Linked DNA regions of Homo sapiens: region 1 is linked to region 2. Evidence: read pairs that join two places in POLR2A ChIA-PET (ENCODE). Cell type or tissue: HepG2. All regions are shown on one strand. Links, peaks and the distances in the headings refer to the core of each region. The heading gives the core; the rest is flanking DNA.

Evidence for each region. Peaks named below come from ENCODE experiments on the same cell type or tissue, not always from the same donor. Only the 100,000 strongest peaks of a DNase experiment are listed, where the experiment ranks them.
Region 1: POLR2A ChIA-PET joins it to region 2 with 27 read pairs; 2 of 35 experiments call an interaction of 5 or more read pairs at or near these places.

Annotation. Positions count from the first base shown.
Region 1 is chr2:19,137,941-19,143,319 of GRCh38, forward strand. No RefSeq gene overlaps it. Among named protein-coding and RNA genes, the nearest start is that of LINC01376, 110 kb to the left of the region's middle. In HepG2, for the core only: no CTCF peak of the experiment used is centred there; a DNase peak (open chromatin) is centred at 2,991.
Region 2 is chr2:19,018,132-19,023,510 of GRCh38, forward strand. It overlaps LINC01376 (long intergenic non-protein coding RNA 1376), which reads right to left. Exons shown (of 4, transcript NR_135287.1): 2 at 4,203-4,356. The region is part of intron 5 of LOC105373456 (a long non-coding RNA gene); the gene reads left to right. Among named protein-coding and RNA genes, the nearest start is that of LINC01376, 6.2 kb to the right of the region's middle. In HepG2, for the core only: no CTCF peak of the experiment used is centred there; DNase peaks (open chromatin) are centred at 2,120, 3,080 and 3,690; H3K4me3 peaks cover 1,860 bases.

The DNA.
Region 1 (5,379 bases), core at 115-5,114, 120 kb after region 2:
TCTTGATTCTCAGATGCTTGGCATTAAAAAAACAAATCCCAGCCAAGTCTATTGAGTCAGCTCAAGGATGTTAGCTCATAGAACTGAACAGGTTAAAATTGTGTGTGTGTCATTTTATATAGACAGAATGGTGGTAGTATAACAGCAAGAGCAAAGGTATTGGCATCGAGCATACTTGGAGTTTGAATGCTGGCTTCACCAACTCTTAGGGGAGACCTTGGGCACATCATTCAATCTTTCTGCACCTCGTTTAACTCATCTGTAAAATGGGGATAACGATGCCTACTTTCCCAAGTATAATGAAGGTAACGGAAAGCTACAAGTACATAGTAACTGATCAGTGAATTGGAGTTAATAATGGGGTGAGGTACTGCTTCTGTTATTACCATCATATGAAATGCTTACCCCGTGGGGAACTGTGGTGATTGCCTGGCAAAAGCAAACGCAAATCAACTCCCATTGCATCAGCCAGCGTGAGTTCTGTTAACTGTGTACATAGATTATGAACTACTTGGTTGATTTACACTTTTCTGCAGCTGAAGAAAAATATTTACTGGGCAGATTAAATCGAATTAAAACAATCAGATTAAAAGGAGCCTGGAGGCTGCCCCTTAGCTCAGCAAGGGACAAGTTGCCTTTCTCTGAGCTGCAAACTCAGGCCAGGAGCTTGACTGATTTACCAGTAACATGAGAAGGTGTGATTGGAACTGCAAACAGGGCTGAAACACTGAAGAAGGAGTGTTTTTCTCCTCACATTGTATTCACATGTCAGCTCTGGGGATAGGCTCACCTCACTAATTTAGACCAATGTAGATAAGGAATGCAAAGCTTAAATGAGAACACATCTGCTTACACACCCATGATGTAGGAAGTTTAGCTTTCCATTACAGGTAGTGCCATCTTACAAATAAGTCATATTTCCAAGGTGAAATTGTAAGTGAGCTCCTTACAATTCAGAGCAGATGTTCTTACACATGTAAATTTATATTCGATGATCCATCTCCCAGGTCAGCCACACAAGTATTTCTAATCCAAAGGGCATAAGGTGACATGGGCCACACACAAGCAACATTAAGCCCAGTAAAATAGTGTTCTATAGCCAGAGTGTGTGTTTGTTTGTTTGTTTGTTTGTTTGCTTGTTTGCTACTTAGACAGTCCATACAAATTAATTCTTTTAAGACACTGTTTTTAAAATGTTCTATTTAGTGGCCATAAATAATATTATTTTTAAAATACGGATTTCTTCTATCAATCTTCTAGCCCCTTCTAGGCTAAACTACACTGGCTGAATTAGCTTAGTTATATCACAGGAAATTCTTCTTAACCCACTTTGCTAAACTGTGTTCTATAGCTTAGTATTTCAGGAGTTGTTAATAGTCCTGAAAAAAGAAAAAATAAAGTTACTTTGTAGAATAAATTTGGAAAATATAGCACACTAAGGCTCCCTGGTGGAGATTTGCAATGCACACTCAGTTATTGAAGATTCTAAGGTAAAGAAACCTTTTAAAGTTCTTGTCATCAGCTGTTACTAACAATTTTAATACATAACAAGTTTTTGTTTCATATTACCCTAATTGACATCCTGAGAATAGGGTTCAAAACGCTAGCTTGGAAAATGCCAATTTGCTTATTTACACCTAAAAGTGTCTATGTTGCATAACATCTGTGGTAGAATAACAGCTCAATACATATAGTTGCAGCAGCATTCAGTACTATAATAATAAAAACAATATACTGTAGCTAGATCATAAATAACCTGAACTTCTACAGACTTTCCTGAGAAGGTAAAGATTTATCTAACATAGTGTTCAGGGGAAAATAAAATTTAAGGTTTGTGAAAGGGGGTCATCACTCCTCCTGCTTCAGGGATAGTGTCTTTCCCAATGACTAGGGACTCCCAGGAGAATTTGCTTGGGTTCAGTGTTCTCCATAACCAGGGGAGTTTTGATTTATACTGGCACTCTTCCTGCTGAAAATGCCCCCTGTAATATATAGAAAAATTGGGTGCTTCATATATATATATATGTATACATATATATATACACACACATATATATATATACGTATATATATACACATATATATATACGTATATATATATATGTATATATTTCCCCTAAGGAAATAATTAGTCTAGTCCCATTACAGTCATTTTTATTCTAAAAATATATGTAAAAAGCTCTGTACTCAGGCTGGGTGAGGTGGTTCATGCTTATAATCCCAGCACTTTGGGAGGCCGAGGCAGGCAGATCACGATGTCAGGAGATCAAGACCATCCTGTCCAACATGGTGAAACCACATCTTTACTAAAAATACAAAAATTAGCTGGGCGTGGTGGTGTGTGCCTGTAGTCCCAGCTACTCAGGAGGCTGAGGCAGGAGAATCGCTTGAACCCAGGAGGCAGAGGTTGCCCGCTTGAACCCAGGAGGCGGAGGTTGCCGTGAGCCAAGATCCTGCCACTGCACTCCAGCCTGGCAACAGAGCGAGACTTTGTCAAAAAAAAAAAAAAAAAAAAGCCTTGTACTCACATAAGAATTTAAAATTAAACTTCATTTCGGATCCCAAGCTCTGAGGGAGAGGGTCCTGAGATAATGAGATTACATAGTCTGCTGATGGTAGAAGACAAAAATCACATTAGTTGGTGCCTTGGTCCTATCTCTTCTTGTGCTGAAAGTATGTATTCTGGCTGGGCAAGGCCAGGAACTTTTGGGGGTAATTCACTGTGCAACATGGATTCCCAGCAGGCACTATTGATCTGACCCAGAAAGCCCCAGGCCCAGGTCTCATTTGTAGTTCTCGAAGGCCTGTTGGAGGCCAGCAGCTGGCTTTGGCTTAATTACCTCCCTAGCCAGTGAAGTTTGTGTGGCTTTCTACAGCACTTAAGAACAACTGACACCAAAGGGTTTGGTTTCATGTACTTGAACTTGGGTGACACGAATATTTCAGTGGTGAATCAGTCCTAGAAAGGGGAGGTGGGTAAGGTAGGGAGTGTTTATAGAAGACATTTCATCACCACTAGTCAAACATATCTCATTGTTGGTTCAGGAGGCACTGGTATTTTCCTCTTTGAAGGGGATGCTCAGGGAGCCAAGAGCTTCCACCCTGGAGCTCAGCTCCAGAGAAGGGCAATGGCCATTTGCACACAGGGAACCTGCAGGACTAGTTGCTTTGGAATGTTGACAATCTTGGGGAAAGGGTTTTATGTCTTTCCTCAGGGGAAGGGAAAAAAAGCTGGTAGATCTATGTAAAGAAAGGCTGAGGCTTTCTCTGGGACTTGGGGCTGCTGGTGAGAGCTTATCTTTCTGCCTGGCTTTCTTTTAAAGAACCCACTAGTTGCAGGACCCCAAAGATAAGGTCAAAAAACTTGTAATTTCAAAGAGTCAGTACTGCCAATATCAGTGATAAAAAAGTTCAGCTGGAAGATGAGAATATGAGATTTCTTTGGCTTGAGTACATCTCTTGCACTGTAAATGAGGAAGCTCCAGACCCTACACAGTTGTGTTCCCTACAGCCCTCACCCCTCAGGTACAAAAAGAGAAGGCATCATGGTCCTTAGTGCTCTCCCAAGCCTTAGGAAGTGGAAATCATCTGAAAGCTTGCAGACCTCCTGGAGGTGTGGCATTATGAATGGCAAGGGGTCCCAAGAAGATTGCATGTAGAAAATCCCAAACTGGGCCATGCCAAGAAACACAAACCAAAAGGAAATACTTTATGAAAATAAACAAAGCTACTGAGTCAAACATACAAAGCAGGAAAACAGAACAAAAGATTATTTGAGGCCTGAGGTTTGAACATTTTGAAGCCACACATGTGCTAGGCCAGCCCAAGAACATGAAGAGCCTTACAGCTGTGTAAGCGCGGAGGCAGCCGGCTCCCATCAGGAGCTCCCCAGGGTCCCTGCAAGCCCACCGAGCTTGCTGGTTATGCTCCTATATCATCTTCTCTCCAACTTGAGCGCAGCCTTGAGCTACACAGAAACAGGGGTCTTCCACTGGAGGCTGCACAGATAGGGCTAACAGGACTGATTCCACCTACTGAGTAATTCCTGTTGCATGCATGTTAGTTTCCTCCAGTCCTAAATTTTTCCTACTGGAGCCCTAAAGGATATCAGTGTTAGAACAAAAAGTTCAGTTATTGAAATGTCTAACCAAGAACTTGCCACATATTATACAATCTTCAGAATCTCAGAATTCTGAAACTGAATAAGTTTGGCTGAATCATTTAAATTCCCAAGAATTTTAACTCTATGAAATAAGATACAAGTCAGACTCATGTTAGGGTCAAACATATGTTGTAGCAAATAGACTTAGATTCCTGTGTACACAAGCCTCTGTCTGAGGGAAGTGTCTCAGTGATACCAAATTCTGAATCCATTTACACCTTCTTTGGTGTCACTAGAAGACTTCTTGAACCAATTACCTTACCCACAGCAGTATGCCTTTCACAAAGATATACTATGATGCCATCTCTTTGGCTTTTCTGAGGGGGTCAGTAAAACAGATGCTGTATGGAAACTGCTCAAAATTTGTTGTAAAACTATTGTCAAGAATAAATGCAACCATATCTGATTGCAAGTTATTTTTACAATTACATTTCAGAAAATGTGTATCTGTTGAGGAATGAGTGCATTTTCTCTGTTCTGTTGATGAAGCTCACCAGGTTTTCCTTGCTTCTGTGATTGCCAGAAAGTTCATCTCCAAACGTCATAATCATAACTCTATAATGTCTCATGGTCAGCTCACTTTTGGCCTCCTCCTTTCTTTAATCCTGCTTTTCACACACACACACACACACACACACACACACACACACACACACACACCCTTCTCTGGAATTAAGGCTTAAAGATCAGGAAGGGTTACTCTAATTAGAAATGAAGAATTATCATATATGATTTGGCCATCTTCAGATACTATTCCAGAATGAACATCCAAGATCCATTCATCTCCCAGTGCTGAAGAGATAATGATTTTCCCTGAAGGAAGGGTGGCATATTCCATATCATGGAAGCAATAACCCTCTGCCCTCGTTCTTTTCCCTGGAGATTGATTGGGAAGGAGAAAAAGCATAACACTCACCATTGTTTAGCTGAGCACATTAATGTATTTTTGGATAAGTACAGAGAGATCAGGAACTAAGTCTGGAATTCAGGCAGGGGAATGTGGAATGGGCTCTGCATGATCCAGTGGAAAGTGGTGTGGAGAAGTTGCTGGAGGGTAGTGACGTTGGGGAAGGAGTGGGAAGCTACAGAGAAACGTATTGAGAAACTGGAGTCTTAGTTGGTGAAAAAGACCAAGGGAATTTTCTGGAGTAGGAATTTTTATATTCTATGGAAATTATCTGACAGAGCTGTAAGATAAACTGGTTCAACACTGTTTT
Region 2 (5,379 bases), core at 109-5,108:
TATTGACAGAAGTGTTAAAGTCTCCCATTATTATTGTGTGGGAGTCTAAGTCTCTTTGTAAGTCTCTAATAACTTGCTTTATGAATCTGGGTGCTCCTGTATTGGGTGCATGTATATTTAGGATAGTTAGCTCTTCTTATTGCGTTGATCCCTTTACCATTACATAATGCCCTTCTTTGTCTCTTTCGATCTTTGTTTGTTTAAAGTCTGTTTTATCAGAGACCAGGATTGCAACTCCTGTTTTTGTTTGTTTGTTTTGTTTGTTTGTTTGTTTTGCTTTCCACTTGCTTGGTAAATATTCCTCCATCCCTTTATTTTGAGCCTATGTGTATCTTTGCATGTGAGATGGGCCTCCTGAATACAGCACACCAATGGATCTTGACTCTTTATCCAATTTGCCAGTCTGTGTCTTTTAACTGGGGGCATTTAGCCCATTTAAATTTAATGTTAATATTGTTATTTCTGAATTTGATCCTATCATTATTATGCTAGCTGGTTATTTTGTCCATTAGTTATGCAATTTCTTTACAATTTGGCATGTTTTTGCAGTGGTTGGTATTGGTTGTTCCTTTCTATGTTTAGTGCTTCCTTCAGGAGCTCTTGTAAGGCAGGCCTTGTAGTGACAAACATCTCTCAGCATTTGCTTGTCTATAAAGGATTTTATTTCTCTTTCACTTCTGAAGCTTAGTTTGGCTGGATATGAAATTCTGGTTTGAAAATTCTTTTCTTTAAGAATGTTGAATATTGGCCCCCACTCTCTTCTGGCTTGTAGGGTTTCTGCTGAGAGATCCGCTGTTAGTCTGATGGGCTTCCCTTTGTGGGTAATCCGATGTTTCTCTCTGGCTGCCCTTAACATTTTTTCCCTTCATTTCAACCTTGGTGAATCTGACAATTATGTGTCTTGGGGTTGCTCTTATCGAGGAGTATCTTTGTAGTGTTCTCTCTATTTCCTGAATTTGAATGTTGGCCTATCCTACTGGGTTGGGGAAGTTTTCCTGGATAATATCATGAAGAGTGTTTTCCAACCTGGTTCCATTCTCCCTGTCACTTTCAGGTACACCAATCAAAAGTAGATTTGGTCTTTTCACATAGTCCCATATTTCTTGGAGCCTTTGTTCATTGCTTTTCATTCTTTTTTCTCTAATCTTGTCTTCTTGCTTTATTTCATTAAGTTGTTCTTCAATCTCTTTTATCCTTTCTTCTGCCTGATCGATTTAGCTATTGATACTTGTGAATGCTTCACGAAGTTCTTGTGCTTTGTTTTTCAGCTCCATCAGGTCATTTACGTTCTTCTCTAAACCGGTTATTCTACTTAGCAATTCATCTGACCTTTTTTCAGGGTTCTTAGCTTCCTTGCATTGGGTTAGAACATGCTCCTTTAACTCGGAAGAGTTTGTTATTACCCACCTTCTGAAACCTACTTCTGTCAACTCATCAAACTCATTCTCTGTCCAGTTTTGTTCCCTTGCTGGCGAGGAGTTGTGATCCTTTGGAGGAGAAGCTGGTTTTTGGAATTTTCAGCCTTTTGGTGCTGGTTTCTCCCCATCTTCGTGGATTTATCTACCTTTGGTCTTTGATGTTGGCGACCTTTGTATGGGGTCTCTAACAGTCAGGCCCCTCTGCTGCAAGTCTGCTGCAGTTTTCTGGAGGTCCACTCCAGACCCTGTTTGCCTGGGTGTCACAAGCAGAGGCTGCAGAATAGCAAAGATTGTTGCCTGTTCTTTCCTCTGAAAGCTTTGTCCCAGAGGGGCACCTGCCAGATGTCAGCCAGAGCTCTCCTGTATGAGGTGTCTGTCAGCCCCTACTGGGAGTTGTCCCCCAGATAGGATACACGGGGGTCAGGGACCCACTTGAGGAGGCAGTCTGACCCTTAGCAGAGCTCAAAAGCTGTGCTGGGAGATCCATGCTCTCTTCAGAGCCAGCAGGCAGAAACATTTAAGTCTGCTGAAGCTGCACCCACAGCTGCCCCTTCTCCCAGGAGCTCTGTCCCAGGGAGATGGGGGTTTTATCTATAAGTCCCTGTCTGGGGATGCTGCCGTTTTTTCAGAGATGCCCTGCCCAGAGAGGCAGTCTGGCGGCAGTGGCCTTGCTGAGCTGCAGTGGGCTCCGCCCAGTTCAAACTTCCAGTTGTCTTTGTTTACACTATGAGAGTAAAACCACCTACTCAAGCCTCAGCAATGGCGGACACCCCTCCCCACACCAAGCTGGAGTGTCCCAGGTCGAGCTCAGACTGTTGTGCTGGCTACGAGAATTTCAAGTCAGTGGATCTTAGTTTGCTGGGCTCTGTGGGGGTGGGACCTGCCAAACCAGACCACTTGGCTCCCTGGCTTCAGCCCCCTTTCCAGGGGAGTGAACTATTCTGTCTTTCTGACATTCCAGGCACCACTGGGGTATGGGGAAAAAAAAAAAACAAAAACCTCCTGCAGCTAGTTCAGTGTCTGCCCAGAACAGTTGCCCAGTTTTGTGCTTGAAACCCAGGGCTCTGGTGGTGTAGACACCAGAGGGAATCTCCTGGTCTGCGGGTTGCGAAGACTATGGGAAAAGTGCAGTATCTGGGCCAGAGTGCTCCATTCCTCAGGCACAGTCCCTCACAGCTTCCCTTGGGTAGGGGAGAGAACTCCCCAACCCCTTGTGCTTCCAAGGTAAGGCAACGCCCCGCCCTGCTTTAGCTCACCCTCCATGGGCTACATCCACTGTCCAACCAGTCCCAATGAGATGAACTGGTTACCTCAGTTGGAAATGCAGAAATCATCTGCCTTCTGTGTTGATCTCACTGGGAGGTGCAGAGTGGACCTGTTCCTATTCGGCCATCTTGCCAGCAATCCATATTATTTCTTAAATACTTACTTGCATGAAAATCTAAAATTATCTCAAAATAATTTTAGTTTTTAAAAATGAGTCATTGAAAAATTTTTGAAAATCACCTTTCAAAAATTGGTTGAGATGAAGTAGCTACTTTGACAGACCAGTTCGGTGGTGCTGTTCTGAGAGTCTTTCATGGAAGTCTGCCTAAAGCCTTTCAAAGGTTTTCTAAGCACACAGTTCCCTGCATCACATTCCTTTTGCTTGAGACAGCTAGAGTGGGTGTTTGTTTGTTTTGTTATCGGCAACTGAACCCTCATGCTGATGCCCTGTGACTTCATAGTTCCATCACGGCTTTCTATCCAAGTGGGATGTCCTCAGTTTAAAAGTCTAAAACTGTCCAGAGATAGTTAGCTAAAGCATAGAACGGTCAGTGGGCCTCTCTCAGCTAGGACTCTCACAGGTATTGTCTGAAAGTGAAAGAAAAAGCAGGAAGAAACAATGGGGTCTTGGTTATGGGACATTTTTAATGATTTTGCTGGTGCAGAGATTGGGGTATTGATGAGAGTATAGGTTAAAAGTCCCAAGGAAACTTCAGGAAAACCTGAGCAGTGTTTCAAATTTCTAATACATTTAAACTCTTTGGAGTTTTAATGGAGACTTGCTCTTAGTGAAAAACTTGGTGAGATTGCATTGTGTTTCCCATAGGAAATTAAAAGCAGCTGAGAGATTTTTTTTGAGCTCCTATCTATCCTCCTCTCCATTTCTCAAAGGCTTAAGAAATTCCCCTCACAGTAAATAGAACAACATAGAAGTGTCCCGGACCCAAGGTGAATGAATTTGCTAGGCCATGGTCAGGTGCTATTGCAGCAACTGGAGTTGGGCAACGCGGCGCTCATGTTTAGAAAGGGTGAAGCCACAGCCACAGAGCTCTAGGGTAGAGCTGTCTTCTCAGTGGCCCTAGCCATCCTGTGCTCTGCTTCCTTTTCCCTTTCTCCCTACCCACCTTTCATCATCCTCAGAAGCCCATGTGTGTGAAAGGCAGCGGAGGAATGTGGGTGGGTTGACTTGTATAATTAAATCCATGTTGCCTTGTGTTCTTTAGAATTAATAAGGAATTCTTCCCATTGAAACTCACCATGACATCTTCCCTCTGACTCAGATTTCTTTTTTGCTTTTCTCTTCTTTCCTTGGCTAAAAGCATTAGACATGGGGCTATGGTTCAAATTAGCATCCTACATGTCTCTTCTGTCTGTCTTTGCTTAATTGAGCTTTTCTGTTCAGGGAAAAGTGTAGTTTGTTTATATTTCATTTTTCTTAAATTCCACTTATCTGTCTTTGTCCCTTTTCTTTCTTCTTTTAGAAAACTTAGGAAAAGAGAAAACAAGAGAGTTTTTCACCTTGCGTATGACTGTAAGGTTGGAGAAAGTGCACTGCTGGCCAAACCTTGACAATCCAGGTGTTGTTCTTTGAGGTTCTTTGTTCCCTGGATCTTCATATCCTGACACCAGGAAAACTGTGCTCTCATATACTTATCCGCTGAGGCCAGGAGAGCTGTGAGACGGGGAAAAATAGTGAACAAATGTTACTTCTACTTTCCTGGGTCATGTTGCGAAACACCTTTTTATTGGGGGTAATAATTTGACTTCATTTCCTTATAAAAGTGGATTTATGTGATGGATATGTGATATATATTTTTTGCCACCGTTTTTGCAGGATAGTGGTTGTATCAGTTAGGATTAGATTCACTGTGAATAACATAAACCCAAAATAACAGTGGCTTAAACCTGATAAAAATTTCTCTTTCTGCTCATGTTGAAAAACAGCTGTAGCTGTCCTGGGCTAGTGTGGTGGCTCCACTCCATGAAGGCTTTCTTGGAGACCCAAAAGAAAGCAGCTCAGGGTGTCACCCTCAGCTTCATGGTCCATGTCGGCAGTTATTATGTCATCTTCAGAACAATCTTACAAACCCTCTGGAAGAGTCCATCTCCCTCCTTTACCGGCTCCTGACTTTTGACCACATGGAAGGTCTCAGTTTACTTTCATTCATGAGATTTGGGGTCATGGCACATATTTGAGTCTGACCTGTGCTGCCTATCAGATGTGCAAATCTGGGCAAATCACTAAACTTCTATGCATCTATATTTTCATCATATGGAAAATTGAAATTATAACGTATAACTCAGAGCAGTATAGTATAAGGATAAAAGACAATATGTAAAGAAAAATTGGTCTGCTGATTAGCATGAAAATGAATATCATTTTACAGTTTTTAAGTTTCTTATTGAGCATTTTTTTTATTTTTAAAGAAAACCAATCCCATATTTAGAGACTGGAGATTTTTTTCCTGGTGAGAACATCCTCAAAAAATGGGCTTTATGTCCCCTACAAGCCCTTCTCCCAAGTGGAAAGAAACCTGATGTGCAGTGGGACAACTTCATTGTTTGTTCCACCTCCAATGAGGCTTTCACTATAGGTTTCATCTATGGGGGATATGGTGGATTTATGGTCAATATGCACTACCCTCTCCTTCCAGTGGAGTGTTTTTTAAACTGCGGATCAAGAGATCCATTAGAT